2 separate regions of the Mus musculus genome follow, and region 2 is linked to region 1. Evidence: chromatin loops called from intact Hi-C (ENCODE). Cell type or tissue: left cerebral cortex. All regions are shown on one strand.

Region 1 (8,000 bases):
CTATCATCCCACCACATGGGGCTCAGGGATTGAACACAGGTCATCATACTTGGTGGCAAGCGCCTTCATCTGTAGAGCCAGCTCGCTGGCCTGGAATGGTTCCTACTATATTGACACATGCCCTGCTGGTCCTCCTGGTAGATTTTATGAAGATTTTATATATGAGGCATTCACATATGGCTGCCAAAAAAATTAAAATTCATTTATGTTATAGGTGAGAGAATCTGGTGATTTGAAGGTAGTGTGGCAAGAAAGTGAAAAAAAATCTTTTGCCAAGAAATTAAGAATCAGAGTGTGGAAGGGATTCCATTAGCAGCCCTGAGTAGGAAGCTGCTCCAGGACTCACTAGAAATCGAGTTTGCAGAGGTCCTGGAGGGAAGTTTGGATATGGGTTTCACTTTCTTTTCTGTGTCATTGTCCTTTAACTTATGCAATGTGCAGAAAAGAATGGCACCTTAAAAAATCTGAATAAATGTCTGATTCATATTTATATACTGCTTTCTCCACAGTAGACGCTGAGCCGTTCAAGGTCAACAGTCCCCTCTGCACACTTTCATGGTCATCCACACATGTGGCTTTGCAGGCAGCTTTTACTGCAAGCCGAGTAGGCTTTGTTAAAAGCTCAGCCTAGAGCCCTGTCTCAGTGACCATGAGATGCCCACAAACCCTGAGCCACTGTTCTGCTAAACTTCACTTGTGCATGCTTATGATCTTGGAGGAACTGGGGCCCCATTGAAGCAGGATTAGCAGAGAAAGCTGCAGTGATGACTGTACCATCCAGTGCCCAAGGCTGCCATCAATATTTCATCCTGGCACTCTCCCACTGAGTGCAGACAAAGCCTTTGCATTCTTCCTGAAGGGTTGCTCCAGGCAGCCTCTACCTGCTGGTGGGAAATGGCAACCAAGGTGACATCCTTTGTCCCCCAGATCCCCTGAGCCAAGGGTGTCCTCCAAGTCTCTTCACTAATATTTAATATATTCCCTTGTTTCTGAGTTGAGTTCCCTCTGTCTATTCTAGTAGGATCGTTTCCAAATCTGAGCTCAGTTAGTGGGTTTTCTGCTTACTATGCATTCACGTATCTCAAGGTGAAACAGTTTTCACTGAACAGTTATTTTCTTTTGCATTGGCTGACCTCAGCATCCTTGGGTGTGGATGAATCTGACCTCAGCATCCTTGGGTGTGGATGAATCTGACCTCAGCATCCTTGGGTGTGGATATAGATTCAGTTTACTTTTTTCGCTCCAGACAGAAAGTGTACTTGAATAGCGCTCTGCTTACCCACTTCTAAGAGATATCATCTCTGTGAAGGATCTTTTCTGTCTCCCCCAACTCTTTCCAGATTTACCTGATAAGGAAGCTCAGCTTTTCCTCTTCCTGCTTCTCTTTTGCTACCCATGTGGTTCTCAGAGAGCCTGTAGGAATCTGCTCAGTTCATTATTTGTCTTGTTTTCTGAGATGGGGTCTCACATAGTTTAGGCTGGCTTTGTTCTCATTCACCCTCCTGGTCCTTCCTCCAGATTGGCAGGATATTACCACACCTGGATTTTAAATGTAAAAACGAAATTAAAAAAAAAATAAAAGGACATGACTGCTTTTAGGTATAGTGGAGGAAAACTTTCTTATAATTAAAATGAAGAGCATAGCCAGATGCAGGGACATCTTAGAGAGTCCAGAGTGAATGTGACCAGACTGAGCTGGGCTATGTAGGGAGAAGAGTGAGCAGACAAGGGAGAGCCAGATGAAGAGGCTAGGAAAGTAGTGAAAAAGTCCAAAGTGCAGCTGGTTAGGGGGAAGGCAGTCCAGCCTCTGGGCTGGAGAAGTTTAGGGTGTGCTAGCCAGGAGGGCCCTGTAACAGGTAGGGACTGACAGATGCTGGGAGATCTGGTGGTTCGTTCCTCTTTGATAAGTTTAGTAGCATCACAGCCAGGTTTAAGACTTAATGGCTTTATATGGTGCTGGGGATTGAACCAGGCTTCCAGGAGGAGAGTAGAGATGTTTATGTACTGAGGATGGTATTAGACATACAGCAAGGCTCAAAAAAAAAAAAAAAGTCCATGGGTGACTATACATATACAGACTCACAGCTTATTAGGTTGGCTTTCATATACACTATTTCCTTATAAATCTTCAAAATGTCCTTGCAAGCTAAGCAATTTCTGGAAGAGGACTCTGAAGCTCAAAAAGGTTAGGTGTCTGTCTATTCTGAAGATGTATATCAAGGAAGAGGTGGCTCTGGGACTCAAACCCCACTCTTTGCCCTCTAACTACCCCTCTCCTCCTTCCCCCAGTAGCGCAGTGCTTTGCAGTTGTGTGTGGATAATGTACCACTCATTCACTACGAAACTCCGACTTCACATTGTGTGTCTAACTAGATTATAAGCTCCCCAAGAGTAAAGTAGATGTGCTGCCTCTAGCTTCCCTTCATCTCTTCTTTCGTTATTGCAATAGGCTGGCAATTTTAAAATTGTATGTTCTGTATTATTTGATCACTGAGTGCCACCAATCAAAATTTAGTGTGAGGTCAAAATTCCTAGTTCTGCTTTGACAAAAATCTTGATTTGTCTAATGGGATCATTAAAAAGAAACACGAAGTATATTCAAAAGAGTGTGGAATCTTAGGCTGGAATGACAGTATTTGAGCTGCCTGAACACTTATAAAGAACCATTATGGGAGCTGGTATACTTATTAGATCTCACAAAAAGTTCTGTTAGTCATTGTAATTGAAAATGATGCCATATCATCTGCCAAGAATCACAGATGATCAAGTGGGACAGAATCTGCTTAAAAAAAATTCCTCACACCAGGAGACGGGTCTCGGTTTTGTGGAGGTCTCTTTTTCTTTCCGACAAGGATTTTTCCTCACTTCAGAATAATAGTTGGGTTAATCTGCTCTGCCTCCTTGACCTCAGCTCCACTCACTGCATTTAAATGAAGCGAAAGCTGTCTTCTGGGTTATATAACAATTCTGTGCTGAATCGTGTTGCTGATTGGCTATTGTCTGATGATGAGGCTGTCTGATTTTGTTCTAGAAACATGTCACTGGAAAATCATATTATCATTCACCAGGAGCCTGGAGGCCAAAGCTTGCAATGCTAAGTCTTATAAAAATCTCAGGCTCTCTGGGCGGTGGTGGCGCACGCCTTTAATCCCAGAATTTGGGAGGCAGAGGCAGGCGGATTTCTGAGTTCGAGGCCAGCCTGGTCTACAAAGTGAGTTCCAGGACAGCCAGGGCTATACAGAGAAACCCTGTCTCGAAAAACATAGAACAAAACCCAAAAATCAAACAAACAAAAAATCTCAGGCTCAGCCAAAATATTACTCCCTGATACTTGAAATATATTTTTCTTTTCACAGACTTAGATTTTAATTAACACATAAAATTATATATTTATAGACTACCTTGTGATTTTAAAATAATTTTTAAAAAGAATTTATTTTTATTTTATGTGCATTTGTTTTGCCTGAATGTATGTATTTGCACCAAGTGTATGCAGTGCCAATGGATGCTCGAAGAAGAAGACATCAGATCCCCTGGAACTTGAGTTACAGAGAGTTGTGATGCTGAGATTCAAACCTGTATCCTCTGAAAGAGCTCAGTCAGGGCTCTTAACTGCGGAGCCTTCTCTAGCCCCATTTAACAAATACGAAGTGGATGCTCACAGTCAGCTATTGGATGGAACACAGGACCCCTAATGAAGGAGCTAGAGAAAGTACCCAAGGAGTTAAAGGGGTCTGCAACTCTATAGGAGGAACAATATGAACTAACCAGTACCCACTAGAGCTGTGTGTTTAGTTGCATATGTAGCAGAGGATGGCCTAGGCAGCCATCAATGGGAGGAGAGGCCCTTGGTCTTGCGAAGATCATATGCCCCAGTACAGAAGAATGCCAGGGCCAGGAAGTGGGAGTGGGTGGGTTGGGGAGCAGGGTGGAGGGAGGGTATAGGGGGCTTTGGGGATAGCATTTGAAATGTAAATGAAGAAAATATCTAATAAAAAAGAAAAACAAAAGAAACAAAAGAAAAAATAATATTGCTTTTATTTTAATTTTGTGTGTGGCACATGTATGCAGGTGCCCACAGAGGCCAGAAGAGGGTATCAGATTCTCTGGCACAGGAGTCAAACTCAGATTCTCTTTGAGAGCACAAGTGCTCCTAACGTCTGAGCCATCTCTCCAGCCCCCATGTGATATTTTACACTGTGCTTATTATCTAATGTTCGAATCTGGATAAATACATCTATGTCCTTAAATATTTATACTTTCTTTGAGAAAGCATTCTAGTCATCTCTTCTAGTTGTTTTGAAGTATACAGCATGCTATCTTTATCCACACTCAGCCACTGTGAGGCAGAACACCAGAACTCTTCTCATAACTGTAACAGCGCTCATCCATCAACCGTTTCCCACCCCACTCTCTCCTTATCCTTCCTTGCCTCTGGTAAGCATTATTCTGCTGAATAGTTCTTTTTTTTTTTTTTCTCCTTGAAGAAAGCCAAAGAAGCTTAATCAAACCTGTATTCAATTAATTTGCATGCGACTCAGGGAGGTTTCCACAGTTATTGATGCTGCGGAAGGCATCGGACTAAGAGCCAGGCTATAAGGATAAAGGAAGCGACACGCCACACTTTCAAGTAGCTTAGAACTTAATTTGGAGTTCAAGTCAATGCATTTTAAAAGGCACACTCTTCAAGAGACGTTAAACCACAGGGCTATGCAAAGCAGAGAGCTTGCAACCAGCATGACAAGACTGATTTCCTGCGGAAGATAGAATTCCAGTGAGTCCTAAGTGGGAAACTGGTGTTCGAGAGGTAAGGGTGAGCACAGGTGAAATCACATCTGAGGGAAAAGGGCCAGCCCCACTCAGCTTACCTACTGTGGGCAAGGACAGAATGATGGCCCTGGGTGTGCTAGTGATTGGTGAGGTAGAGGATTATTGTGTCAGGCGTGGAATCTTTTACCAGAGGATATCATTATTATCACCATCATCACAATCACCATCATTACCATCACCATCATCATCATCATCATCATCAACTTTTGTGCAGTCCAGGAAACTGAAACCAGGGTCTTGAACATGCTAAGCAAATGCTTTGCCATCAAGCTACGTGCCCAATCCACCCAGAAGACTTTTTTTCCTTTTTAAAATACACTTTAAAATATTTTGAAATGATAATATAATTACAGTTCCTTCTTCCATTTTCTTCCTCTAGTCCTTACTATGTGTCTCCCTCAACACATGCTCTCTGTCAAATTCATGGTTTCTTTTTCTTCAACTGCTGTTACAAATATTACTTAAATATATAAATACAACCTGCTCCGTCTGTGTATGTTTTGGGGGCGGATCACTGGGGATCAGATAACTAATCAATGTGCTCTTCCCTGGGCAAGGCTCTTTCTCCCCTGTTCTCATCGTCCAAGTCTGGCCGAGAGATGACCTGAATTCTAGGTTGGATCTTTTTCTGTTGGTGCCTTAAATCCAGTCTCTGTCCTCTCAGCTCTATTCCTTCATTTCTCCTTAAACGCTGCATATCTATGACCTTAGCTATCCCTTGTGAGTATTCTATCTGTGTTTGTATGTATCGCTGGTGTCAGAGCTTTGTACATGCTCGGCTTCCTATATACATGCAAAGCTCCCCTATAACCAATGACCTACCTTAGGATTTTTGGTGACCAAACTATGATGCTTTCCAGCTGTTCTGAAAATGAGGGTCAAGAGTTGCAGCTAAGTCTTCAAAGGCCAATTCAGAGGAAAGTGGGGTCTTGCATCTATAAGCCTTTAAGCTAAGCTTCTATTAACATATAACTAAGTCCTTTCTTAGAGGCCTACTGTTTTCAATTAGATTACAGTTTGCAAGCACTGGCCTGTAAAAATAGCCTTTCTGGCAAAAATATCTCTTTTGCAATATAGTTGATTATAATCAGTTTTTACTAATTTGCCACAAAGTCAAACCTATCTTGTTTAAAAACAAAATCAAGTGTGACATTCCCTGCACATGAGATGCAGTCATTATATTGGGAAAGTTGGGCTGTTCAGCCAGAGTGGACAGTGATCATATCTCCCCACATTTCTTCCCTCAACTCCCTCCATGTACTTCCTACTGTGCCTCTCTCAATTCACTGTCTTTGATAAGGCACTAATTGTAGTCAGTGCTTGAGTGTGGGAGCCATCCACCAGAGTACATGGAAACCCATTAGCAGTCACATCCTCCAGAAAGAATGGTTCTCCCTCCCTAGCAACTATCCTCTACCAATAACTCCTCAGCGGGGGGGGGGGGGGGGGGGCTACCTTATCTCTCCTGGCTATTTTCTTCTTTTTCAATTTAACACAAGCTGGAATTATCTGGGAAGGGGAACTTCAACTGAGAACATGTTTCCCTCTAATAGGCCTGTATGCAAGTCTCTGTGTGTGGGATTTTCATAATTAATGATTGTTGTGGGAGAAGCCAGCTCCTTGTGGTACAAGAGAGAAGGATAGACATGCCACAAGGAGCAAGTCAGTAGGCAGTGTTCCTCCATGGAAGGAGGAATACTTCTTCAGTTCCTGCCTCTGGGTTCTGGCCCTGAATTTTCTGGATGATGGCATATAAACTGTGTGGTGAAGTAAAATTTTTCCTCCTAAGTTACTTTTGGTCGTGTTTTCATCTCATCGACAGACCTCAGACTAAAACACCTGTCTATGCTGGGAGTCTGGCTGACTTTTGCATGTGTAGTAGCAGGAGCTGCTGTGACAGATTTATAAAATCAATCTCTCCCTCCCCCTCTTCCTCCCCCTCCCCTCCCCGGCTCCCTTCCTCTCCCTCTTTGAAGTAGAGCTGGCTATCTTGGATCTCTCTATGTAGACCAGGCTAGCTTCAGATCTACCTGCCTCTGTCTTCCAAGCGCTAGGATTCAAGGCATGTGCCACCATGCCTGGCTTCAACCTTGCTTTTTCAGCTCTAACTAGAATCCTTCTTTTCTTCCTTTCCAGATTTGAGGTCAAGAACTATGTCTTACAGTCCCTCCAGTGTCTCCTCCTATAACTTAGAATAGAAGAAAGCCTTAATTATTATTTCCAGGCTGATGAAAGTATACCTAAGAAATTTCTAGGCTAAAACCTCTTATCAGTGAGAACCCATAGAGGAATTGCAAAAGCAATAGATGATTTTGGAACTCTGTAGTTGTTGGAACTACAGACCAGGCTGGTCTCGAACATGGAGATTCACCTGCCTCTGCCTCCGAAGTGCTGGGATTAAAGATGTGCACTGCACTTCTGGCCGGGAGGGATCTTTCTAAGGACTATACACAGTGCTGGGTGTAGCTCAGCATGGCACATTTAATTCTGTGCATCCTTTAGATCCCATCCTCAGGTCAAGTTTGCCTTAGCGGCTATCAGGGTTTGGCAGTTCCTGCTTGGCATACCAGACCCTTCTTGGTCACAGAGCCTCACACAGGTGACTGTTTTGATTGGCTCCTATGCCTCTCCTTTGTCTAATAATCTTGAAATCATGATTACCAGGTCTAACCTTGTGTACTCTGTGCTAAATACTGAGCTGGACACACCCAGCGCATACAGGATCAGAAAGGAATGAAATTGAAAGTCAGACAGAGGCGGTTGTCTGTTTCAGACTTTGAATTTAAATGCATGCACTGAGCTGGGGGATTTGCATAACCATTCCTGTATTGTTTCTTTCCAGGCTTCAGTCCACAGAAGATTGTGGTGGACTGGTGTAAGTCAGAATGCTCATGTATGTGGAAGCATGCTAGGTTATTACAGAGATGAAGGGTAAGAGCAGCTAGTGTAATTGTTCTTGATGTATTTAGCTGATGCATTTAGCCTCTGAATTCATAGCCCTAGGAAGTGAATTGAAACTCTGGGTGGAAGACGAGTGGTGCTGTCCCTCAGTCGGCTTGTGTGTGTGAAGCTTTTGGTCTTCTCAATTTGAAAGCAATCATTTTATGATGACTTGAACGGCTAATTAGTCGGAAGGTTTTATGTTCAAACACACTGAAAAAAGAAAAAGA
Region 2 (8,000 bases), 99 kb before region 1:
TCAGATAGGGGACTAATATCCAACATATATAAAGAACTCAAGAAGGTGGACCTCAGAAAATCAAATAACCCCCTTAAAAAATGGGGCTCAGAACTGAACAAAGAATTCTCACCTGAGGAATACCGAATGGCAGAGAAGCACCTGAAAAAATGTTCAACATCCTTAATCATCAGGGAAATGCAAATCAAAACAACCCTGAGATTCCACCTCACACCAGTGAGAATGGCTAAGATCAAAAATTCAGGTGACAGCAGATGCTGGCGAGGATGTGGAGAAAGAGGAACACTCAGCTACCTTTCTTAAGTGCGGTACAATTCAGGGCGCAGTCTGTGAAAAGCTGCCGCCGGCTTCTCACAGCTGCTGAGGCTTCTCACCTCAACTTAGGCAACGAAGACAGTCCTCCCCAGACATGTCCGCAGACTGAGCTCGACTCCACAGTGTCTGAGTAAGACCCTCATCCTAGGTGACTCTAGGTTGAACCAAGGTGACGGCACTAGTCATGACTTTCTCCTCTCTAGTCTGTTGACGAATGGCTAGGGCATTAATGGAAGAGATTAGAGAACTCCTCTGGGCTTGGGATTCAGAAGAAACACAGGTGCAACCTGGTTCTAGCACTATGGTAGAGGGTGGCTGGGTTTGTTTGTTTGTTTGTTTGCTTGTTTATTTATTTAATTCATAGAGGCAGTGCTCTCTAGGTAGTTACTCCCAGTGTATCCAGTTGTCTCCTGGGTTTGTGGGGGAGGATAACAGGGGCTGGTATGAATGACTGTTGAAAGCTTCCCTCACTTTCTCCTGCCTTGTCATCAGCGTGCTCTAGGAACTCCAGAGGCCTGCCTCTGACACTCTATTAATTTTGGTCCTCATTTCTCCCCCACCCCCGTACAGAGAGAGATTTGAATGAGGTGATGGCTGAAGTCCATTTGCGCTCTGAAGCGACTTCTCTTATACATTTCCTGTGGACATTCTTCAAGGCAGCTATATGGGTTTTACAACTTTAAATTCATTCCTTTGCTGCGAATCCCCTGCCTATAGGTGGGATATCAGGTGGGTGTGTTATTTGCAATGGAGAATTCCTACGTGGCAGTCCTTGTTGAAGGGATAGCCTGCCCGTGAGTCAGAAGCCTACATTCAATCTATTTTTATGACCTCGGGGTGTATTATGTGGCCCAGAGAAGCTGGATGGGATGCTGGGATTTTGTGTGACGTGCCCCTTTCTGTTTTGAATGTATTTCAAAAAGCATGGGGTTACCGGTCTAGTGTTTATCCATTGTGATTTAATCCTCCTGTGCTTCGAGCCCTGGGGATGGGGGGGTGGTTTACTAGGCCCCTTCATGATGCTTTCTGGCAAGCCTCGTTGCTGCTCCTTTATCCTTCCCCATGTAGCTCCTCAGAGTTGGTCCTCAAGATGGAACTAGTTTGCTGTCTTTGCGACAGCAGGTGGAGGGTCTAAAGTGGCCTGTGGTGAGCTACAGGGTCTCACATGAAATTTGTGATTTCCAAAGATTTCTCTTTCTCACAGCCTCTTCTGTCATGGACTTCTGATTTAATGTGCTTTTATGATTTCATCTTTTCTTGTCTTTAGGTTTAATCTTCCCCCCACTAAACATACGTCTTCAGGCTTATATGGCAAGTGCTTTGTCCACTGGGACTGCAGAAATGAGCTACAACATCCAGGGTGGCACAAGATCTTTTTTTTTTTAATTTAAATTTATTTTCTTTTACTTATTTACTTTACATCCATCTCAATGGCCCCTCCTGATCACTCCTCCCACAATCCTTCTCCTGTACCCCCTCCTCTTCTCCTCTGAGTGGGTGAGACTCCCTTGGGCATCTCCTCACCCTGACACTTGATGTCTTTGCAAAGCTAGGTGCTTCCTCTCCCACTGAGGCCCGACAAGGCAGACTCACTAGGGGAACATATCCCATGTACAGGCCATAGCTTTTGAGATAGCTCCTGCTCCAGGTGTTCAGGACCCACATGAAGACCAAGCTGCACATCTGCTACGTATGTGAGGGGAGGCCTAGGTCCAGACCATTTATGTTCTTTGGTTCAGTCTCTAAGAGCCTTAAAGGTCCAGGTTAGTTGACTCTGATGGTCTTTCTGTACAATTCCTATCCCCTTTGGGACCCAAAAGCCTTCCTCCTGTTCTTCAGGGCCTAGCAAACACAGAAGTGGATGCTCACAGTCAGCTGTTGGATGGAACACAGGGCCCCCAATGGAGGAGCTAGAGAAAGTACCCAGGAGCTAAAGGGGTCTGCAACCCTATAGGAGGAACAACAATATGAACTAACCAGTACCCCCAGAGCTCGTGTCTCTAGCTGCATATGTAGCAGGAGATGGTCTAGTAGGCCATCATTGGGAAGAGAGGCCTCTTGGTCTTGCAAACTTTATATGCATCAGTACAGGGGAACGCCAGAGCCAAGAAGTGGTAGTGGGTGGGTAGGGGAGTGGGAGGGGGAGGGTCTGGGGGACTTTTGGGATAGCATTGGAAATGTAAATGAAGAAAATACCTAATAAAAAAATAAAAAAAGATAAAAATAAAGGAGTCCCCAAGCTCCATCAACTGTTTGTCTGTGGATGTCTGCATCTGTCTGAGTCAGCTGCTGGGTGGAGCCTCTGGGAGGATAACATGCTCCCATCTGCAAGCATAACAGAGCATCATTAATAGTGTTAAGGATTTGTGCTTGCCCATGGGATGGGTCTCAAGATGAGCCGGTTATTGATTGACCATTCCTTCAGTCTCTGCTCTATCCACCCCCCATGCCTGCATTTCTTGTAGACAGGATAAATTTTGGGTTGAAAGTTTTGTGGGTGGACTGGTGTCTTTATTGTTCCACTGGGGTTCCTGGTTTGATATAGGAAGTGGCCTCTTCAGGTTCCATATCACCAACGCTATTAGTCACAGCTAAGGCCATTCCCATTGATTCTTGGGTGTCTCCCTTATCCCAGGTGTGTATCTCATTCTGGAGATGTGTCCCACCTCCTCACCCCCATCAGTTGTAGATTTCAATTCATTTTCATGGCCAGCTAGTGGTAGAAGATTTTAATGATAGCTTTGCTCACCCCCATCAGTTGTAGATTTCAATTCATTTTCATGGCCAGCTAGTGGTAGAAGATTTTAATGATAGCTTTGCATGACCCATCATATGGTCCCATGGCTTCAGCGCCAGTAGATATTATTCTCGTAGAAAGTGCTTGCTTGCTATTTTCTAAAACAATGTTGAAATTTCAGTTAATCCTTCAATGCCAAATATTTGTTTTACTAATATCACACCAATATCCTACCGTTCAATTCTTTCTTTTCTGGAAGTATAATAATCACTTCATCTCATTGTCAAAACACTGTGTGCTTTTAAAGACATTGTTCCTGTCTATTATGGAAATGTTTAAGTATAAAAAAGTGGAAATAATAGGATATTGAGCCCTATAATCTATTAAGTGCAGTAATTACAACACCTTGCTAGTTTTCCTTTTTTTTTTTTTTAAACTTTTACTTTTTTTTCTTTGTTTTTGGTGGTGAGGATTGTACTCAGGATCTCATAGCACACCAAATTCTGAAGATTCGGATTACTCCAATACCATGTTCCAAAGTAGAAGCAGTTTCATGAAGATGTCATAGTAACAGAACAAGGAAATTCATAGATCTCAACACCTTTTTTAAGGTTTTTTTTCTTCAGTCTGTTTTTCTTTTTTTTTTCAATTTTTTTATTATTACGTATTTTCCTCAATTACATTTCCAATGCTATCCCAAAAGTCCCCCATACCCTCCCTCCCCAGATCGCAACACTTTTAAACACATTGCTGGAAACCTCAGATAGGCAGGTTAAGGAAAGCAGAGAGCTCTGCCATGGGCTTCAGATGCCATCTGATCACATGCTTAGCTTTTTTTTTTTTTTTTTTTTTGAGGGTGGTGGTGGTAGCTAGGTATCTGTACATTCCAAAGAGTTTTCCTAATGATCACAAAGATGTTAGTTCACTACAAAGGAGGGCAATAAGTGACTATTAAGAGGGCATAGACAGCCCAAGATAACCTGTCTGTAGATGCATTGACAGTCTAATCCTCCACAGTCTCTGCTTATTCTTCCATAAAAGTCTCCAAGCTCCATGCACTTTTTGTCCGTGGGTATCTGTGTCTGTCTAAGTCAGCTGCTGGGTGGAGCCTCTCAGAGGATAACATGCTCCCGTCTGCAAGCATAACAAAACATCATTAATAGTGTTAAGAATTGGTGCTTGCCCGTGGGATGGATCTCAAGATGAGCCAGTTATTAGTTGAATTTCCAGTCAGTTGATCTGCCTGCAGAAGGCTCTGGAAGGTGCAGCTTCCTTCAGATAACTTTCATTTATAGGCCTCATGCATGCTAGGCAGATGCTCAGTCACTGAGCTACATCCCTAGCCTTTGCTATTCTATTCTGAGGTAACTGAACTTGGTACACGAGTGAAGGCATTGGAGCTATCTCGGGCTGTAGGGCATGACAGTCATACCATAGCTGCCGCGTGCCTGGGAGGGACTGGAGGCCACCATTACTGCAACCTGCATGCAGCCTTCAGAGTCACCAAAATGTAAAGAACGTGTGTCTTAGAATTGCTGGCATAGTCCACACAATAGCAACAAGGCCAAGATGCATTTGCTATTTGTGTCCATACCCAAGAGGTTAGAATTTTCCTTAATGCTTGAGGGAGGCTCTGCTGTTCCCATTCACCCGCTCTGCACCACCAGAACACAGGGATTATATTTCTGTGTCCACAGCACATCTCCTATTGAACTCTCGTGACCCCGGCAGATCCATCATCACTGTGAAGAATGCTCGGTGCCCATTTCTTTCCAGCCATGGATGCTTTTCATTCTCCTTGGGTTTGAGCTACTTCTGTATACTAGAGATGTGCGCACCACTCAAGTGTGTTTTGCTCTGGGCTCTTTGTACCCTCTCCAGAAACACATGCTTCTGTGGATCAGAATGGATGCTTACTGTTTGTACACTCAGCATGCCACCTGAACCAGGTACTGAGTGCTCAGCGGTCTGTCAGCTGGCCTCAGGCACTTGCTGTGTTGTTATTTGTTAAGGAGTCACTATTCTGCCTTCTGCCAAAGTATCTTCTTGAATTGATCTCCTGGAAATAGACCCTGTGCCACACACTCAAATTTGTGCCATGCCAGTGACAGTGTATTTGGCTTGCAAGTCATAGGTTTGTACAGGTTGTATAGCTCTGGCCCAAATGGACTCTGGGAGGAAGTGGTTGTCAAGGACAGGAGACTCATAACGGGGCTGATGAGTGCTAAGCCATTTCAGAACAGGATGACAGACAAACTTGAGTTCAGCTCTTAGCTGGTTGCTAGCTGTTGAAGCCCACATGTGTGGTGTGGGCCTTATAATTTTAGTTAGTTCTGACCCTCCAACTGTGGCTTGCCACTGTCTGTAGGCTTCGCTTTACGAGCTGGGAAAGGTCACTCTGCCCACATCTGCCCAAGAAGCCCTCAATCAGTGGCTCTGAGGGGTTGGCACGTCACTATCCCAGTTGGCTCATTAGAGGGGAGAGATAAACGCAGAACTCTGTCTTCGATCGACTTCATGTTTTGAATTTTCTCAGGGAATCAACCTCCAGGTGCACACAGACATAACTAGATTGTTAGATCATTCTTGCCTGCTTTCCTTCTTCCTTGGCTTTCTTCTCTACTCTCAGACTTTCACAGCTTTTGTTGCATATCTGAAACAAGATATTTGTACTTGAATGCTCATTTCAAGGACTATTTCTGGGGATGCTCAAACTAAGACAATGAGTAAGTGGGCCATTTACTTTCCTTGGGCTACAGGCTTTTTTCCCTGTTAGTGACAGATAAGCTCTTGCTTTGTGGAATTTCTTCAGCATCCTATCTCTAGGCAGGATAGACTTGTGAGGACACAATGCCTTTTTTTGTGTGTGCATTTTGAAGATCAGAATCTCTGGATTCTGATCTTCAGGGCTCCTTAGAAAGCACTCAAGCCCCCGCTGATTATGACTATCTGAGCCAAGACTGAAGCATAGCTTTGTACTGCAAAGCTAGTTTCCTTTCTAGTACTTCTCGGCCTCTATTGTTTCTTTTCAGCACTGGGCCTTATATTTCTCAAAGAAGAGATCAATGTGTGATATAAGTTTCAGGATCTTTCCTCTGGGACTGTGGTCAGCTTTGACTGGAGGAGGTGGCCCTGTGTTTCTGGGTACCAAAAATGGATGGTCTCTGAGAGGCTCAACTTCAAGGAATACAGTTATATCTCATGTCCCTTCTGAGTGGGTAGATATCTACAGTTTTGTCTAGTTTGCTTTGTATTGTTTTCTCAGTGCCATGATTGGGCTCAGAATTAGTGGCTTTGTTGAGTGGTGATTTACAGTAACCATAGAAACACAAAGAAGATGTTTCTGGGAAAGTTTAACTTTGCAAGGATTATCTGTTTTTTACTGTCAGAGACACCATCCCATAGCTGGGGTCTTGTACTAAGTGAAAAAAGGAGAAAGTGAGTCAAGCAGTGTATTCCACCTTTTCCTGCTTCCTGACTGCAGTTCTCTCATGGCCCTGCTGCCACGCTGCTGTTCTCCACCGTGATGCATGATGCGCTGTCTCCCTTCTTACACTGTGAACCAAGGCAAATGGTTTCCTTCTTTACATCACGTATATCAGGCATTTTGTCACAACAATGAGAAAAGTAATGAATAGGTTAACACAAGTGTTGGTAGGCACAAGTGTTGTAGCCTACAGAGTATGCTGCCTTCCTTGCTCCCACAGTACCACATGGCTAAGACCTCCCACCAACATTAACTGATTACTGATACTAACTTTCAGAAAGGCTTTTTCCAGAGATGTCATGGAGGACAAGGGCTAGCCAGTAACCCCAGAGGACTGTGACGATCCTTACTGAATAATAAGATATCATTTTAGAGGCGTTTTAGTCCATTCTTGAGTAGACAGCTTTTGGTGATGTTCCTACACTCCTACACCCTAAACCTTTAACCTGGGCCCATATTCTATAGGGCTTTCAGATAGGAAAACAAAATAATCTTGTTCTAACCCTCAGGCTTCCTGATGGCTCTCTTCTGTTCTCCTTTGTTTGCTCTCAGAACACTCCTTCACCCCAGCAGCTTTCTCTGTTAGTTCAGAGGTTTGTAGTTTTCCTTAGTGTTTGGAAATTAACAGAACGGAGTTAATTCTCTCTTGATTTGGCACTCTTTAGGACAGGATTGCAGTCACCCAAACCTCCATCTGTTCCAGGCTATTTCAGGCAACTGCTTCAACCAAAGCCAACTGTAGCTGCCAAGGCTGGCTAGGTATTGACACCTTGGCCAGCGTCTGGATGGGCCAGTCATGACCTACCATAGAGAGTATTTGGAAAGCTACTGCTGCCCACTTAGGTGGCCTTTACAGCTCTAGAGTGGCAAAGCAAAAACTAAGTCTTCCTTTGATTCCAATGCTTTAGGATAATCTGGGAAAACTTTCTTCTATTTCGTAGGTTATTCTTTGGGGAGGTATTTTTGACTATCTTCCATGAACAAACTAATGGATATGAAATGGTTCCTTATTGTGGGAGGCTAGAAATAGCCTTACCTCCTACTCAGTAATAGCTACACATCTTGAATGCAGCTATTCCTGAATCTCTCATATTAGCTTGGGGTTGATATTGAGTTATCAGAACTCTCATCAAAGTAGCTGCGCCATCAAGGAAGGGTAGCATCAGAGTGTCTTGTGGTCCTTAATCCTAGCTCACATACAGAGAATGACTCTCAGAATGGAGTGCATCCATTGCTCCGAGAGAGTAGAAGGTCGCATGAAAGGACAGGTTAAAGAGAGAGAGGAATTACTGAAGCTAGAGGATAGGGTATCATTCTTGAAGGCAACATGGGAGAAACCATATTTAGCATAGTGCAGGGCTTCCACCAGCCTTCAGTATTGGAAGGCATTGTGTGTGGAGGTGCATGTCTGTAATCCCAGCTCTTGAAAAGTAGAAGTAGATTTCAAGAGTTCATAGTCAT

What was found. Hi-C counts contacts between places; a loop is a spot of excess contacts. Peaks named below come from ENCODE experiments on the same cell type or tissue, not always from the same donor. Only the 100,000 strongest peaks of a DNase experiment are listed, where the experiment ranks them.
Region 2: a loop joins it to region 1, with 4 times the contacts of the local background. A loop is called at or near these places in 3 of 42 quality-filtered maps.

Annotation. Positions count from the first base shown.
Region 1 is chr6:73,478,283-73,486,282 of GRCm38, forward strand. No RefSeq gene overlaps it. Among named protein-coding and RNA genes, the nearest start is that of 1700065L07Rik, 11 kb to the left of the region's middle. In left cerebral cortex, no CTCF peak of the experiment used is centred here; no DNase peak of the experiment used is centred here.
Region 2 is chr6:73,379,182-73,387,181 of GRCm38, forward strand. No RefSeq gene overlaps it. Among named protein-coding and RNA genes, the nearest start is that of 4931417E11Rik, 86 kb to the right of the region's middle. In left cerebral cortex, no CTCF peak of the experiment used is centred here; a DNase peak (open chromatin) is centred at 7,244.